2 separate regions of the Mus musculus genome follow, and region 2 is linked to region 1. A link is a loop called in an ENCODE intact Hi-C map of the cell type or tissue named here. Cell type or tissue: heart. All regions are shown on one strand.

Region 1 (8,000 bases):
TATTCAAATCTATGAGCCTATGAGGGCCATTCTTTTTTTTTTTCTTTCTTTTTTAAGATTTATTTATTTATTATATGTAAGTACACTATAGCTGTCTTCAGATACTCCAGAAGAAGCCATAAGATCTCATTACAGATGGCTGTGAGCCACCATGTGGTTGCTGGGAATTGAACTCAGGACCTTCTGAAGAGCAGTCAGTGCTCTTAACCTCTGAGCCATCTCTCCAGCCCCAATGAGGGCCATTCTTATTCAAAACACCACAGTCTCCCTTCCAGACCTACTTTTTTTTTTTTTTTTTTTTTTTTTTTTGAGACAGGATTTCATTATGCATCCTGGCTGTCTTAGACTCACTATGTAAACCAGGCTGCCCTCAAACTCACAGAAATCCACCTGCCTCTGCCTCCCAATGGTGTGTGCCATTATACCTGGCTCCAATTATTTTTTTGAACTGAGATGGCTTATTTCCATCAAAGAAACCTACTAGAGGGTTTTCAGGTTTTTTGTTTTATTTTGTTTTGTTTTTTTCCCCCCTCTCTGGTAAGATGGGCAGGCTAACTCACTCTCACTAAACCCAGGCCAACCCAACCCCAGAAGAAATGGTAAAGGCCCCCCCCCCCACCAACCCCCACTCCCCCCCCCCCCCCAACCTTATCTCACCCAATCAGGTTCCTGCTGTCATTCAAAATGACCCAACCCACAAAGTGTATACTGCCAGGTCCAATTCAAGCCCTGTCCAACACCCTACTAAAAACATTTAAAAAAGTCTGCCCCAGCTGGTCCAGCGGTGGGCAGCACAGGGGCTGGAAAGAAGGTAATGGTAGACAGAGACATGGGACTCTAGGTTCACCTCAGGAATGAACAATTCATATTCTTCCCCTGCTGTTTATGTATCATTTAGCTAGCTACTAAAGGCAGCTCTGCAATCAGAACTTGAGCAAACGGGCTCTTTGGCCCCTTTGTGTCCCCCCTTCTCTACTTCCCTGTCCCCGTAGTCTTGTTTTGCTTTGCAAGACATTCCTTCTAGGCCTTACTCGTGTGCCTGAGTTTTCCACAATTGTATATAGGTCAGAGTTTGGCCCGAGAAAGGAGCTGCAGACCATCTGGACACTCCCAGGGGCAAATGCTGCTCTGCCAACACATACACACACACATACACACACACACAGTGTTATTCAGTGAGCTATGACTTTGTATACTGTACTCTGTGTGTGTGCTATTTTTGCTGCAATAAACTTTGTGTGTGATAGACTTCAAACTTTCTATCCTATAATTATTTACTTGATGGAAAAACTGAAGCAAGAACTAGCAGGCTATAAGACTATTTGCCCTCTCTTGCAGGTTTGCACAAAAGTCTCTGTTTTGCACATTTCTTGAAGATTCTCTTGTTTTTGTTTTTGTTTTTCTATCCTTTAAGACAAACTGATTAAAAGTACACTGTAAGAGAGAAGCCAACAGTAGGAGTGCCTACTCCTGACACAGAGATTTGTCAACTTTTCCCACTGCTCAGTTTGTTAACCTGAGAAATTTATACTGAGCCCCAGGTGTATATGTAATACAAATAAACATACAAATAAACATTTGGTGATAACTCATAAAATACTTAAAAACAATTCTTAGGAATATGAAAATATATATATATATATTCTTAGGCCTAATATGTGTGTGTGTGTGTTTACCATTTGTTAAGGTGGGAAAAACTGCTTCCGAATGAGGCACATGCTTATGTTTAAATAAAACATTAAATTCTGGCCAGACATTGGTGGCTCATACCTCTTAACCATAGAACTCAGGAAATAGAGGCATCTCAGACCTCTGAGTTCAAGACCACCCTGACCACTCTGTACAATGACTTCCAGGATAGCCATGGCGACACAGAGAAACCCTGTCTCCAAAAACCAAAAACCGAACAAAAACCCCAAAACATTAAATTCTGGCTGAATGTTGGATACCCTGGGGTACAGAACAGTAACAGTTTTTCAAATTTGATATTCTTACTTTATGATTTTCAGTGCTGAGAGTTTGGCTTTAAATATGAAGTACAAAATAGCAGAAATATGTTTGGAGCCATTCATCGAGACCCTTGGAACTCTTTATGTCCACGAGGCAGATAAAGTTGCTCATGCTTTCCTTTGCTGTCTTCCCAGTCCATTCCTGGAGGAAGGATGGCCAAGAACCTGGCCAGAGACAGGAGACCTACGTCACCGGGTCACCAACTGTTTCAACAGTACACCACAGTCTCAAATACTAGCCAAGTTGGTGTGGCCACATGAAGTACGCATGCTGTGTGCTCAAAACCAAGGCTACAATTCAGTTATCTAGTGGTCAGAAACATCTTGAATTCCTTTGTCTTGATTTATTTTACATTAATTTCTGGTTATTATTTGTTCAGAAACCTTTACTGTCGCCAAATCTTTCACCAATCCCTACATTCAGCCAACCTCACGGGGTCATGCATGTCCCACAGGCTAAGAAGCTGACCTCTAGTAAGTCACAAAGGACAAGCTATGCCAACCCAGGCCTGACTTCCTGATAGGAGTAGTTATGTTAAAAAAAAAAAAAAAAGGCTGGAAAGATATGGTCTGGTCAGTCAGATAGCAGAATCAAGGCCACTTTCACCTAGAACCTCGGCCCAGAAAACAGAGCTTAGAACTCTTTCCCAGGCTCAAAAGCTAGCCAAAATAAAAAATAAAAACACCACCTAACATTTCCAGGCTGGTCCAGAGTTTTAACATTGCAACATAAAACAATGTTACCACCTACAAAGTTCATTCTCCACAAAGTTCACGGTCCAAAGTATTAAGGAAGTTAAAATACCCACCTGCACGTTTATCTGTCTGTGTCCTGACCCTGTACTCCTCTGCTTCTCCAGTGCTGGGATTAAAGGGGAGATAGCCTACATCTTTAAGCCAGCTCCCACAGCCTGGAGCAGGGGATGCCTCTCTCCAGCTCTCAGTGGGCCATGTAGGAAAACTGCTCATGGTTTTGACAATTCTAAAAAATTTTGTTTTGAAGTCAATTTTCTCTCTCTCTTTTTTTTTTAGGAGATCGGTCTGGAAACACCTCAGCTGTCTGCTTCACAGATTGCTCTTAAGGCTGCTCTCTGATTGGCTCCTCTGCTGCCACCCCATTAATTCTCTTACCACCTTTCTTCTCTCACTATGTAGCCTGGCTGGCCTGGAACCCAGTATATAGACTAGACTGTCCTCAGATTCACAGGTAATTAACCACCGATTTCAGTTTCCTGAATGCTTCCCCCGCGTTCTTATACACACACACACACACACACACACACACACACACCCCGCACCCGCACAATGAACTCTCTTCCCTTTTTTTTTTTTTAAGATTTATTTATTATATGTAAGTACACTGTAGCTGTCTTCAGACGCACCAGAAGAGGGCGTCAGATCTCATTACGGGTGGTTGTGAGCCATCATGTGGTTGCTGGGATTTGAACTCAGGACCTTCGGAAGAACAGTCAGTGCTCTTAACCACTGAGCCATCTCGCCAGCCCCCACTCCCTAGGCTTTCTAAAAAAGAATTATTTATTTTTTATGTGTATGAGTACACTGTGGCTATTTTCAGACACACCAGAAGAGGGCATCGGATCCCATTACATACAGACTGTTGTGAGCCACCACATGGTTGGCGGGAATTGAACTCAGGACCTCTGGAAGAGGGATCAGTGCTCTTAACCGCTTAGCCACCTCTTCAGCCCCATCCCTAGACTTTAAAGGAAAGTCTTTTCTTAACTCTAAGGTCTCATGTTCAATTCTCCCTCCCCTACACCGAAACTCGTAGCTTTGAGGCCCTTTCATTCTAATAAACCTCATCCTTCAGATGAATTATGGATTGTGTAAGCTTCCTTTCTAAGCTGACCATTAACGTCTCCCTCTTCCCGATATTTAACAGGAGAGAGACACACTCTCTCGAGAAAGAAAAATACTTTAAGTTATTGTGTTGGGTCACATTAATGGCGCTCATGCGGTCTATGCAGCGCTGGACACGCCGGACTGATTCTTATTACGCCTTCCAGCATCACATATACACCTGCTGCCTTGTGGAAAGGGGAATCGTTAGAACCTACGTTTTCATTCTTCCATTCACTTACCCCAACTGTCACCACAGGCTCGGCTAATCTACTCCCTAGTAGAGTGTCTCACACAGCAGCTGTTATAAAGGAGCCGCAAACTACCATCGTCCATTCATTGGCCAGAGCCTGGCTCGTAAGCTTTGCGGAGCTACTGTCCAACCGCCCACGGCGCTCGGGATTGGCCTACGTCACTTCCTTGGTTCCGGACACAGTCCACGCAGTAACTTGTTTTTGCAGAGACTGATAGGCGGATCGGGCGTGGCCCGAGCGCGCCCCACTCAGGGAAAGCTGCCGTCCCTCTTTGCCTTTGAGCGCCGCAGCCCTGAGAATCGCATCTGGCTTGGAAACGGTCCCAGGACTGGAGCCACCAAGAAAGCCGAAGGCAGTCGCGAAGAGCCGAGGACGCCCAGAGACTCTGCGGCTTCCGGGAAGCGGAACCGAGCCTACCCGGAAGGAGCCAACCTCACCTGAGGCTCGCTGAGCACCGGCAGGCGTTAAACCTAACGGAGCCCACGTCATGGCGGCAGACGGGACAGGGGTAGTCGGAGGAGGGGCTGTCGGCGGCGGCCTGCCCAAGGACGGTTTGCAGGATGCTAAGTGCCCAGAGCCAATCCCCAATCGGCGGCGCGCTTCCTCGCTGTCCCGTGACGCGCAGCGCCGAGCCTATCAGTGGTGCCGGGAGTACCTGGGCGGGGCCTGGCGCCGAGCGCGGCCGGAGGAGCTGAGCGTTTGTCCCGTGAGGTCAGGGGTCAGCCCTGGGGACCCTGGGGACACTCCCAGTTCGGTCGCCGTCAGTGCTACGCGGGGGGGTGGGGGGTGGGGGCAGGTCTGCAGCCTGCTGTGCTGGGGGGCGGGGTCCCCCTTCGGGACTTGGGAGGTCCTCTCGGGAAGGGTGTCTAGAGTGGGTCCCACCAATCGGGGGGACGACCCTTGCTGAGCCTGACCTGTGTGGATCTGCAGCGGAGGCCTCAGCAACCTGCTCTTCCGATGCTCACTACCGAACCACGTACCCAGTGTGGGCGGGGAGCCCCGGGAGGTGCTGCTACGACTCTACGGGGCCATCCTGCAGGTGAGGGAAAAGAAGGATCGTAACTTGGGAGTTCGGACATCTGGAGCAAGTGGTGCAGAAAGTGGTGTCTTATTTGTGTAGCTGAATATGCTGAAGCTCAAGAATTCTCAGTCAGTAAGAGCAGAAGTCCAAGCTATTGTAGATGAAGCCGATTTGGGCCAGTACCCACGTACCTCTGGCTTTTTCTGACATGAGCCCCTTTGCCATACATCTTTTATCAGGGTGTAGACTCCTTGGTATTAGAAAGCGTGATGTTCGCCATTCTCGCAGAGCGGTCTCTAGGGCCCCAGCTTTACGGAGTGTTTCCAGAGGGCCGCTTGGAACAGTACCTCCCAGTAAGAGCCCAGTTTTTGTTGTTTTTACCCCAAGTCTTTACCCTTCCCAAAGTCTGCCTTCACATCCCAGGTAGGGAAATTTCCCTAAGACCTTGATCTCCTCCCATCCCGTATCCCTTCCCCCTCCCGCCCCAGCCCCCTCACCACCCTGATAGGTTACTGGGTACAGAGCCGGCCGTTGAAAACTCAAGAGCTCCGGGACCCAGTGTTGTCGGGAGCCATTGCAACGAGGATGGCCCGTTTCCATGGTATGGAGATGCCCTTCACTAAGGAGCCCCGATGGTTGTTTGGGACCATGGAGCGGTGAGTCCAGTTTGGGATCCGTGCATCTAAAACTGAACCTCTAGTTGAGTGGATAGATACCCCAGTATCATGGACTCTGTTTCCCAGCCAAAGCCCAGTGACAGGACAATTTGGCCTGAAGAGTCGATAGAAGGGGGTGGGGAGAGATAGACAGAATGTTTCCCGTTTGGGCGGCTTCCAGGTACCTGAAGCAGATCCAGGACTTGCCTTCCACCAGCCTTCCCCAGATGAACCTGGTAGAGATGTACAGCCTCAAGGACGAGATGAACAGCCTCAGGTGAAGGCGGATGACATAGTGGGCGGGTGGGTGGCACTGGCATTTATCAGTGTCCTCTCCAGGATTTGTTGAGGGCTAGTCACAAGGCCTTATAGCCTACGCCTCTCTACCTCTACAGGAAGTTACTAGACGATACCCCGTCACCAGTGGTCTTCTGCCACAATGACATCCAGGAAGGTAGGAGAATGTATGTGAGTCTTTGAGCCCACGCCGAAAGAGGGCAGCATGCCCTGAAGTGACCAAAATCCCCATTCCCCTAGGAAACATCTTGTTGCTTTCAGAGCCAGACAGTGATGATAACCTCATGTTGGTTGATTTTGAGTACAGTAGTTATAACTACAGGTAAGTGTGGGAGGACTGCCTCCTGTGGGTCCTGTTCCTACAGGGTCCTGGCAAAACAGGCCAGGCCCTTCACCTCCACAGCCCCGCTGCCCATGGACTGAATGTTTGCTCTATCCTCCCAGGGGCTTTGACATTGGGAATCATTTTTGTGAGTGGGTTTATGATTATACTTATGAAGAATGGCCTTTCTACAAAGCAAGACCCACGGACTACCCCACTAGAGAACAGCAGGTATATAGTCTGGAGGTTGGGAAGAGAAAAGCCTTCTGGCTTCCTGTTCTGTTTCATTCGAAAAGAGGAATAAAGGCTACAGAGGGTGATATTCCAATCTCCCCAGTCCCTGACTCTTGTCCATTGATCTCAGCTCCATTTTATTCGCCATTATCTGGCAGAGGTTCAGAAGGGTGAGATCCTCTCCGAAGAGGAACAGAAGAAACGGGAAGAAGAATTGCTGCTAGAGATCAGTCGGTGAGAAAGGAGGGGAAAGGGGAGGGGAAAACCCTTCAGAAGAAAAAAGGAGGCCAGGCAGTGGTGGTGCTTAATTCCAGCACTTGGGAGGCAGAGGCAGGCGGATTTCTGAGTTCAAGGCCAGCCTGGTCTACAGAGTGAGTTCCAGGACAGCCAGAGAAACCCTTTCTCAAACAAAACAACAAAACAAAACAAAACAAAACAAAACCAAAAACAAAAAAAAGGAAAAGAAAAAGGAGCCCTGCAGGTAAGGTGTCAGGGTAGAGGTAGAAGACCACACCAGAGACTGTCAGAGAGAGTCTCAGTCTGGACGGGGATTAGGGAACTGGCAGAGCCGTGGATATTTTGGAGGCTGGGCAGCCCGGGCTGGAAGCCAGGCAGTGTGAAATGGGCTCTTGAGCGCACCTCCTCTTCCCACCCTCGTTCCCTAGGTACTCCCTGGCATCTCACTTTTTCTGGGGTCTGTGGTCCACCCTGCAGGCTTCGATGTCCACTATAGAGTTCGGCTACTTGGTAAGTAAGCCCTACTGTGGGCATGTTGGGTGGGCGCTGCAGAGTTGCTCCGGTCACGTCCTCCAGGAAAGCTGGGCAGGCCCTGGTGGCTTTGGGCAGAATGCTGTTTTCCAGGCTTCTCACACTGCATTTCGGACTTCCTTCCTTAGGAGTATGCCCAATCTCGGTTCCAGTTCTACTTCCAGCAGAAGGGCCAGCTGACGAGTTCCCCATCATCCTGAGGATCCAACCCCACCTCAAGTTTCTCCTGGAGCCTCCGGGGCAGGACCTTGGAGGGAGGGGCAGAGAGCAGACGACCCCCAGAGACGGGGCTGTGCCTCAAAGTGAGACTGTTGTTGAAATAGCCGACCTCTGTAGCCTTTTCTTAGTACTTGCCCAAGGTGGGCATCTGAGAGCCCCCCGGGGCTATGTACTCAAATAAATGAACTTCACAAATATAAACTTAAACAAATACAGACTTAAGTGACATTCTGTTGAGTGCACTGGGCTTAAAAGTGGGAGGGGTCCATTCCGCTCATTGAGGTCTCCTATCCCATAATACTCCCTGGCTTCTGTTTAGAAGTAACAACTACTGAAGATTGGGCTCCTACACTAACAAAA
Region 2 (8,000 bases), 75 kb after region 1:
AAGATCTATAAATAATAAATAAACAAATAAATAAAGACACAGCCCAGAATTGTTCTTCAAGGTAATAGGGATTGAACTTAAAGTCTTGCAAACACTCTTACTACTGCCCAAACCCCTATGTCCAACTGTCCTATTCAACTACCCAGATTTTTATAAATAAGAGTCCAGTGAGCAAGTCCATGCTAGCTTCTGAGCATCCACACTCATCCCCCCAAAATGAAGGCTCTCAGCTCCTCTTATTCACCTGGCAGTTCAATCTGGATCAGTCCCCTACTACCTCAAGTTCCTCTCTAATGACAGCTGACCTGGCCCAGCCTAACCTCTCCTGCAAGTTCGTTACAGGCTTTCTGCCACTCAGAGGGAAAACCTGAAATTGTAAAATCCCCCAAGGGAGTTATGTAAACTCGTAGTCTCTTCCAGCTACCAGCCTTTGCCTGTGAACTGACTTTCATGCCTTCCAGAGGCAAGCCCCATGTCCCCACTACATAGAAATTTTCGGCTTACCAGACATGGCAACTCCTTTTACCTCAAACACAACCAGGTCCCTCAGTCTCAGTCTTCATGACTTCCTAGCCTTTTCTCTCCAGTTTATCATGCACTTGTGATAACTCACAATACAGTTTATCACACTCACACAATACAGTTTATCACACTCACACAATACAGTTTATCATGCACTTGTGATAACACACAATACAGACGGTGGGGAACAGAGAAGCTTTGTCTACTATCAGCACATCATTTCATCTCACTAGTGACCATTTCAGACTTTGTTGTAAAGGCTACATTGATTTATATGAAACATAAAGAGATAGTGCTTAGGCCAAATAGACACGTCTAGGTAGGAAGCAATAATGACGTGGTTCCCACCCTGATATCCATCCTCCCTGGAGAGCAGACATTTTATCAAAGCATGAATTACTCTTTGCTTTGCTTGACATCTGTTTTCTTTTTTCTTTTAATTTTAAGTTGATTCTTGGCATATAATACTTAATAACAATGAACAAATAAAAGAAAGTAACACCATAAGGCATGTTAGAACACTGGTAACTAGATGGAAAACAAGAAGAACATATACAGCATCAGTGCCAGGACAGCAAAGCGTTAGGCGATGTGGCATAGTCTTCTTGTTATTTGATAATTGAAACAGGGCCTCCTATAGCTCAGGCTTCACATGGATTCTGGAGCCAAGAATGATCTTGAACTGATCCTCCTCCCTCCACCTACCAAGTGCTGAGATTAAAGACATCATGGGAACAGACCCGGGGGCAGGAAAGGAGCCTTATCTGAAGCAGAAGAGCTGACCAAGCCAGGAAACAAATTTAACAGTGTGCCCACAGATCCTTTTAAGAAAACCTGATTCCACAATATGACCTCTTAATACTGTTCTTGGCGCTTCTCAGCCAACTGTGCAGTGCAGGTTGATCATCAAGGGCCAGAGAGACGGCTCAGCGGGTAAGAGCGCTGACTGCTCTTCCAGAGGTCCTGAGTTCAAATCCCAGCAACCACAAGGTGGCTCACAACCATCCATCATGGGATCTGACGCCCTCTTCTGGGGTGTCTGAAGACAGCGACAGTGTACTTAGATATAATAAATAAATAAGTCTTTTAAAAAAAAATACATGTTCATTTAATAAGCATTTATCCTGCACCTACTGTGTCAGACATTCTACAAAGAATAAGAAAGCATATACGAATCTCTACCCTTCTAGAATTTATACTGTAGGGTAAAGACAGACCACAAACCAGCAAGCAAACAACTATGCAATGTTGAGGCCTGGTTATAACTTTTTTTTTCCTAAGATGTGTGTGTGCTTGCACTAATGTGTGTGCACCATGTGCTTGCAGGGGTTCATGGATCCAAAAATGGCCCTGGGACCTCTGGAAGTAGAGTTACAGGCCATTGTGAGCTACTTTTTTTTTTTTTTTTTTTTTTGGTTCTGAGAACTGAACCCAGGTCCTCTACGAGAGCAGCAAGTGCTCTTATCCAGTCATCTCTCTAGCCCTGATTTAAATTTTCTAAAAACAAAAAATGATGTAGGTGTTTTGCCTGTATCCATATCTGTGTACCACCTGTATGTTTGGTGCCAGTGGAGGCCTGATGAAGGCACTGGATCCCCAGGAACTGGGATTACAGACAGCTGCGATCTGTCCTGTGGGTGCTTAGAACTGAACCTGGGTCCTCTGAAAGAATAGTCAGTGCTCTGAATTGATGAGGCAGCTTTCCAGGTCCCTGCGCCCCCATCCCTGTCTCCAGTTTTAATTCTTCAGACTGGATGGTGTCCAATCTAAGAGCCTGGATGAGAAGGTTTTAAATATCTAGGTTTAATACACCTAGACCAGATATAGTGGGGAAGGAAGTATATTCTTGCAATATAACTGACACAATTCATTGGTAAACTTGGTGTGAGACATGAGGCCTTATCACATCTCTTAATTTTCACCTTTAGTTAAACAGTGAAACACTACCAAAATAGAGGACTAGAATTTGAACCACAACCCAAAAGCTCCACTTTAAATAACATCCAAGAGCTCGAGTAACATCCCAGCACATGCCAAGGGAGTGGCTAGAACAAACAAATCTGGGACAGCTCACAAGGAAGATCGGTATGGGTGTATCCCACCACATGGAGTTGAAAACTTGTATTTAAAAAAAAAAAAAATCACACAAGTAAGATTTTCTATTTTTAAGGGAAAGAAGACTCCACCCCAAGAAGCTCGACACTTAAGAAAGAAAACAGAAGCAGTCAAATAGAAATCCTAAGAGCACTGTTTCAAAAAGGAAGCTGTCAGACCGAGAAATCTCCCCAACAGGGCACTTCGAGCGTCTCTTTTATTTTTAAATACGAAGACCACTACAGTTCGAGTTGAGACCTGTAACTATTCAGTAGTGGGATCCGATTGTGTTGAGCCAAAGTGTGAACGTGCAGAAACGGAGCAGACAGTGACTGAATAGACCTGAACTTAAAAAAAAACAAAACGGAGGAATGGAATGCTGATAGGCTAGATTACGGCGAGGGGCTGGGCCACCAACAGGATGGGGGAGGGGGCGGATCCTTCTGGACAAAACTGGTTCAAATTAAGAGCCTGGGGTATGGGTGCGTCGCACTGCGGGAAGATCGTGTGGGCGGGGCTTGAGGTCTAAGATACAAAATCCCTTTTCCTTCGGGAACCAGATCTCTCTCCATTACTGTAAGAGTCCTGGTATGGTAGGGTTGATTGGTAGTTGCAAATAATCGGGAGACTGGGACAGAAGACTTCGGGTTTAAGACCTGCCTTGGCGCCTGGCTCAAGAAGAAAAACAGGTTCCAAAAAAAAGCTCGGTGGTAGAGTGCCTGCCAAACCTGTCCAAAGCCCCAGGTTAAATCCGCCCCCAAAAGGGGAAAACAAAAAGTTTGCTTCTTAATGTATTGTATTCCCCCAAAGAAAACGGAAATAATGTACTTGTTGGAGAAAAATGATTATCATCCAACCAAATCGACTTCACAGCTCGCTAACCGACAGAGGCCTGAAAAGGACAGCTCCGGGAGAATCTAGCTGAAAGTTTCGAGAGGCAGGCTGGATTTTGAAGGGGGGTGAGGAAAGAAACAAGACTGCGGATGACACACCAGACGGCTACAGACCCGGAGGCGGGGGGTGGCAATGCAGCCTGAGCGCCCAGGCCGATGCCATTCCCCCGCCGCCCTCACCTCCTCCAGATACTCGCCCAGCTGTGCCGCCACGTCCACCTCCCAGTTCTTAGTGAGATCCCGGATGGGCTGCAAGAGGTGAGCAAAGCGCACCTCCACATCCTCCATGTCTAGAACGGGACTAGAAGCCCGGAACCATGGCTCAACCCGCTACTGGTTCTGGCGCCATTTTGGTGCTCCCGCCCCGGAAGTACGTAGCCAGGGCACTGCGCGCACACGTATGACGTCAGGCGGGCCCAGTTTCGAAGAAGTAAAGAAGCGGGCCCGACGGGGGCGGGGCCTACACCGGGGGCGGGGCTCCGTGTCTAGGGGGGGGGCCTGGAGGAGCGGAGGAGACTAAGTTTCTAGGTGGTTAGCGGTGAGTTCTTTGGCACTGGGTGGAGCTCAGTGACCCGACCGGACTGACGGATTCCGGCTGCGGCGTGGGCCAGAGGCCGGGCTGGGGGCAGCTAGGAGACTAGAGGGCACTACTTCGGCAAGACCGCGTAGCGGACATGGCGAGCTCCCGGGTCCCACAGCAGCTTTTCCTACAGGGTGTGGCCGCTGTCTACTTGTTCGCCTTTGCGTCCCTCTACACCCAGATCCCAGGTGAGGGCGCGGAGGGGTTGAATCGTCACACGTGGACGTGGTAGCATCCCTTCCTTCACTGCCCTCTGAGGCGGGTGTAAAGTCCAGGCCTCTCTCTGCGCGGGATTAAGGGGTGGTAGTTTGCGGGCAACAAAAGTGGAGGAAAAAGAAGCACAAGGGTCGATTTCCCTTAACTATTAGTAGTCTCATCTAGGCTTAGGGAAAAACCCCGAGGGGAGTGGGTGGCAGATTTCTACCTGGACTCTGTGGGCAGGTAAGAGAGGGATGCGCTCTAATTGACAGAAGGTGCTGACCCAGAATCAGGTCTTCTGAACCTGGTGTTGGGGGTCAACAATTTCCAACGTGAGAGAGAGAGACCATCTGGTAGACAGAGCAAGCCCTGCCTGGGATGGGAACATCTGCAAGCACAACCTGGAGTTGGGGGTTTGGGACATCTGCATGCCAGGAGCTGGTGGTGGAGCATCTCCGGGGCCTAAGTTCATGTGCATGTTAGACTGGGAAGATGTCTAAGACTTGGCCCTGACATACCCTCCCACAGGCCTCTATGGCCCAGAGGGCATCCTTCCTGCTCGAAGAACACTGCGGCCCCAAGGCAAGGGCCTGTGGCAGCAGCTGTGGGAAACACCAACGCTGCTGTGGGAGGCACCAAGACTGGGGCTGGATACTGCCCAAGGTCTGGATTTACTGACCTTATTGGGCACCGTGCTAGCCCTGGGCGCCCTGCTCCTGAACTCTCTGAGACACCCCTTCGTCTACCTGCTGCTCTGGGTTGCATACCGATCAGCCTACCAGGCAAGTGAGACACTTAAAACTTCAGCCTTCATCTAACCCACCCTCTCTCTCTGCCTCACCTGATGCAGCAGACACACAGTGGCTCCCTGACCACTTCTCTCCCTACAGGTGGGCCAAGTGTTCCTTTATTTCCAGTGGTGAGTGATTCCGGGGGCCCAATCTGCCTGAGGCCACTGGGCAGGGTTGTTTGCCTCTCCTGGGAGGACCCTGGGAGGTTCCTATTAAGCAACCTAAATAGGAAATTTAGGATATTTCCCTCCCTATAGGGATTCCCTGCTGCTGGAGACTGGCTTCCTAGCTATACTGGTAGCCCCGCTGAGGGGGCCTTCCAAACACAAGATTCTCCAGGGTAGATTAGCAGGAGCCTTACCCCATGAAGACCTCCCATTCTGGCTCGTGCGCTGGCTGCTGTTTCGACTCATGTTCGCCTCTGGTGTGGTCAAGTTGACCAGCCGCTGCCCTACGTGGTGGGGACTCACTGGTGAGGGCCCGGGGCCTGAAGCTGGGATGGTCTAGAGGCTCTTAACCAGCCCTGACCTCCACTCGCTTCCTGCAGCTCTGACCTACCACTATGAGACTCAGTGCCTGCCCACACCCGCTGCCTGGTTTGCTCACCATCTGCCGGTCTGGCTACACAAGCTCAGCGTGGTAGCCACCTTCCTCATCGAGATCGCAGTGCCACCCCTGTTCTTTGCTCCTATTCGCCGCCTACGACTTACTGCCTTCTACGCTCAGGTAGGTAGAAGAGAGTGTGGCCTTTACCACTGGCTGGTGAGGCTTGCTGGGGCGGGAGTGGTCGGGTGATGGGTGCTGTGGGGGGAAGCATCGCAGGCAGAAGGATGTGTTAGCCAGTCTAGGTGTATACTGTCACGTGAGGCTGTGGCCTTTGGGAAAGTGTCGTCTTTAGGTCTGCGGGAGCCCAAGAGCATCCTCTCCATAGCTCTGACTGCATGTCTTCCTCTCAGGCATTATTGCAAGTCCTGATTATCATCACTGGCAACTACAATTTCTTCAACCTGCTAACCCTGGTGCTCACCACTGCCCTCCTGGATGACCGTCACCTGTCTGCTGAGCCTGGCCTCAGATGCCACAAGAAGATGCCCACCTGTGAGTGTCAGTCATCCCATCACGACAACCAAACCCATGTCATCCGCCAAAGAGCCCCTGTCCCTTGGCTGCAGACCCTTAGCCAATCTGTGACTGTCTGTCCAACCCATAGCCTGGCCTAAAGCCCTGCTGACCGCGCTGTCCTTACTGCTGGAACTGACTGTCTATGGGCTGCTGGCCTACGGCACTGTCTACTACTTTGGCCTGGAGGTTGACTGGCAACAGCACATCATCCTCTCGAAAACCAGTAAGTGCCAACATGGGGACCTAAGGGAAAGGGCTGGCTCAGTCCCTGATCACACTCTCCTCCCTGGCAGCCTTCACCTTCCATCAGTTCTCCCAGTGGCTGAAGACGGTAACCCTGCCAACTGTGTGGCTAGGGACAGCCTCCCTGGCCTGGGAGTTGCTTGTTGTCCTCTGGAGGTATGTATGTACCCGAAGACCGCGGGCAGAAGCCGCTTTCAGATCAGGTCTGACCACACCCGTCCCTCTCGTCCCCAGGTGGATCCAGGTACAAGGATGGTCACGGAAGTTCTCTGCGGGTATCCAGCTCTCCGTCCTGGGCACGGCAACAGTGGCCTTGTTCCTGATCAGCCTAGTAGGTGACCCTGTGAAGACTGGGACTGGGGGAAGATGGGGCAGCACTGAGCTATCGCCTATTTGCCTGCAGGTACCTTACTCCTATGTGGAACCTGGGACCCACGGGCGTCTCTGGACTGGGGCTCATCGCCTGTTCGGTTCTGTGGAGCACCTACAGCTGGCCAACTCTTACGGCCTTTTCCGTCGGATGACTGGCGTGGGCGGGCGGCCGGAAGTGGTCCTAGAGGGCAGCTATGACGGACAGCATTGGACAGTGAGCCCTCCCAAATGATACAGGGGTAAAGGGACCAAGTCCAGCCATCCCAGCTAACCATGTGTCCCTCTGTCAGGAGATCGAATTCATGTACAAACCTGGGAATGTGAGCCGACCACCCCCTTTCCTGACTCCTCACCAGCCACGCCTTGATTGGCAGATGTGGTTCGCAGCCCTTGGCCCGCATACACACAGCCCCTGGTTCACCGGCCTGGTGCTGCGCCTCCTGCAGGGCAAGGAGCCAGGTGAGGGCTGGGCCGGGCTGGGCTGGGCCGGGAGAGGGGCCAGGAAGGTAAAGACAAGTTCAAATCCATGTTACCCTCTCCTCCCCGGCCACAGTGATCCGACTAGTCCAGAGCCATGTTGCCAACTACCCCTTTCATGAACGGCCACCCACCTACCTGCGGGCCCAGCGCTATAAGTACTGGTTCTCAAAGCCTGGAGATCAGAGGTAAGGCTGCAGTGATGGATGGGGGGCCAGGGCCTGGCTATAGCCACACGCTGACTCTCCAGTTCTGTTACAGCCGGTGGTGGCACCGCCAGTGGGTAGAGGAATTCTTCCCATCTGTATCCTTGGGGGACCCAACACTGGAAACCCTGCTCCAACAGTTTGGACTAAAGGTATGAAGGAGCCAGCTGAACTGTGAGAGGTAGCAGGGTGCTTGCCTGTTGCAGGAGTGAACCCCGTGGGCTTTTCTTGGTTTTTGTCTCCGTAGGATAAGAGTCCACCCCGGGCCCGCAGCCCCAGCAATGGCCTAGCTCAGACACTGAACTGGGTGCGGACACAGCTGTCTCCCCTGGAGCCTCCCATCCTGCTCTGGGGGCTCTTCGGGGCAGTGGTGGCTATCCGAGTTGTGCAGACCCTACTCGCCCCCCGCCCGCTCCAGTCCTCAAAACAGACTAGAGAGGAAAAACGTAAGCAAACCTCCAAGAAGGATTCCAGAGCCGCCTCTGAGCAGGCTGCCGCCAAC

The links. A loop is a pair of places that touch in the nucleus more often than their neighbours do. Peaks named below come from ENCODE experiments on the same cell type or tissue, not always from the same donor. Only the 100,000 strongest peaks of a DNase experiment are listed, where the experiment ranks them.
Region 2: it touches region 1 in a loop (2.2-fold over the local background); 4 of 42 quality-filtered maps call a loop at or near these places.

The regions. Positions count from the first base shown.
Region 1 is chr15:89,426,211-89,434,210 of GRCm38, reverse strand. Chkb (choline kinase beta) reads left to right here and starts at 4,284. Exons shown (of 11, transcript NM_007692.6): 1 at 4,284-4,834; 2 at 5,054-5,162; 3 at 5,384-5,497; 4 at 5,667-5,800; 5 at 5,982-6,077; 6 at 6,196-6,254; 7 at 6,338-6,419; 8 at 6,542-6,650; 9 at 6,784-6,887; 10 at 7,319-7,400; 11 at 7,550-7,862. The coding sequence starts at 4,611. The coding sequence ends at 7,621. It overlaps Gm44502 (predicted readthrough transcript (NMD candidate), 44502), which reads left to right and starts at 4,284. Exons shown (of 27, transcript NR_004843.2): 1 at 4,284-4,834; 2 at 5,054-5,162; 3 at 5,384-5,800; 4 at 5,982-6,077; 5 at 6,196-6,254; 6 at 6,338-6,419; 7 at 6,542-6,650; 8 at 6,784-6,887; 9 at 7,319-7,400; 10 at 7,550-7,723. It overlaps C730034F03Rik (a long non-coding RNA gene), which reads right to left and starts at 4,196. Exons shown (of 4, transcript XR_875570.1): 1 at 4,112-4,196. In heart, a CTCF peak has its summit at 3,564 (motif pointing right); DNase peaks (open chromatin) are centred at 4,280, 4,730, 5,860 and 7,340; H3K4me3 peaks cover 2,889 bases; H3K27ac peaks cover 2,991 bases.
Region 2 is chr15:89,351,633-89,359,632 of GRCm38, reverse strand. Lmf2 (lipase maturation factor 2) reads left to right here and starts at 3,974. Exons shown (of 14, transcript NM_178919.4): 1 at 3,974-4,277; 2 at 4,816-5,069; 3 at 5,178-5,206; 4 at 5,336-5,550; 5 at 5,626-5,804; 6 at 6,035-6,176; 7 at 6,289-6,423; 8 at 6,494-6,599; 9 at 6,678-6,774; 10 at 6,847-7,029; 11 at 7,106-7,274; 12 at 7,369-7,480; 13 at 7,554-7,650; 14 at 7,746-8,000. The coding sequence starts at 4,184. It overlaps Ncaph2 (non-SMC condensin II complex, subunit H2), which reads right to left and starts at 3,914. Exons shown (of 20, transcript NM_001115132.2): 1 at 3,690-3,914. The coding sequence starts at 3,797. In heart, no CTCF peak of the experiment used is centred here; DNase peaks (open chromatin) are centred at 3,062, 3,902, 5,512, 6,682 and 2 weaker places; H3K4me3 peaks cover 3,485 bases; H3K27ac peaks cover 2,687 bases.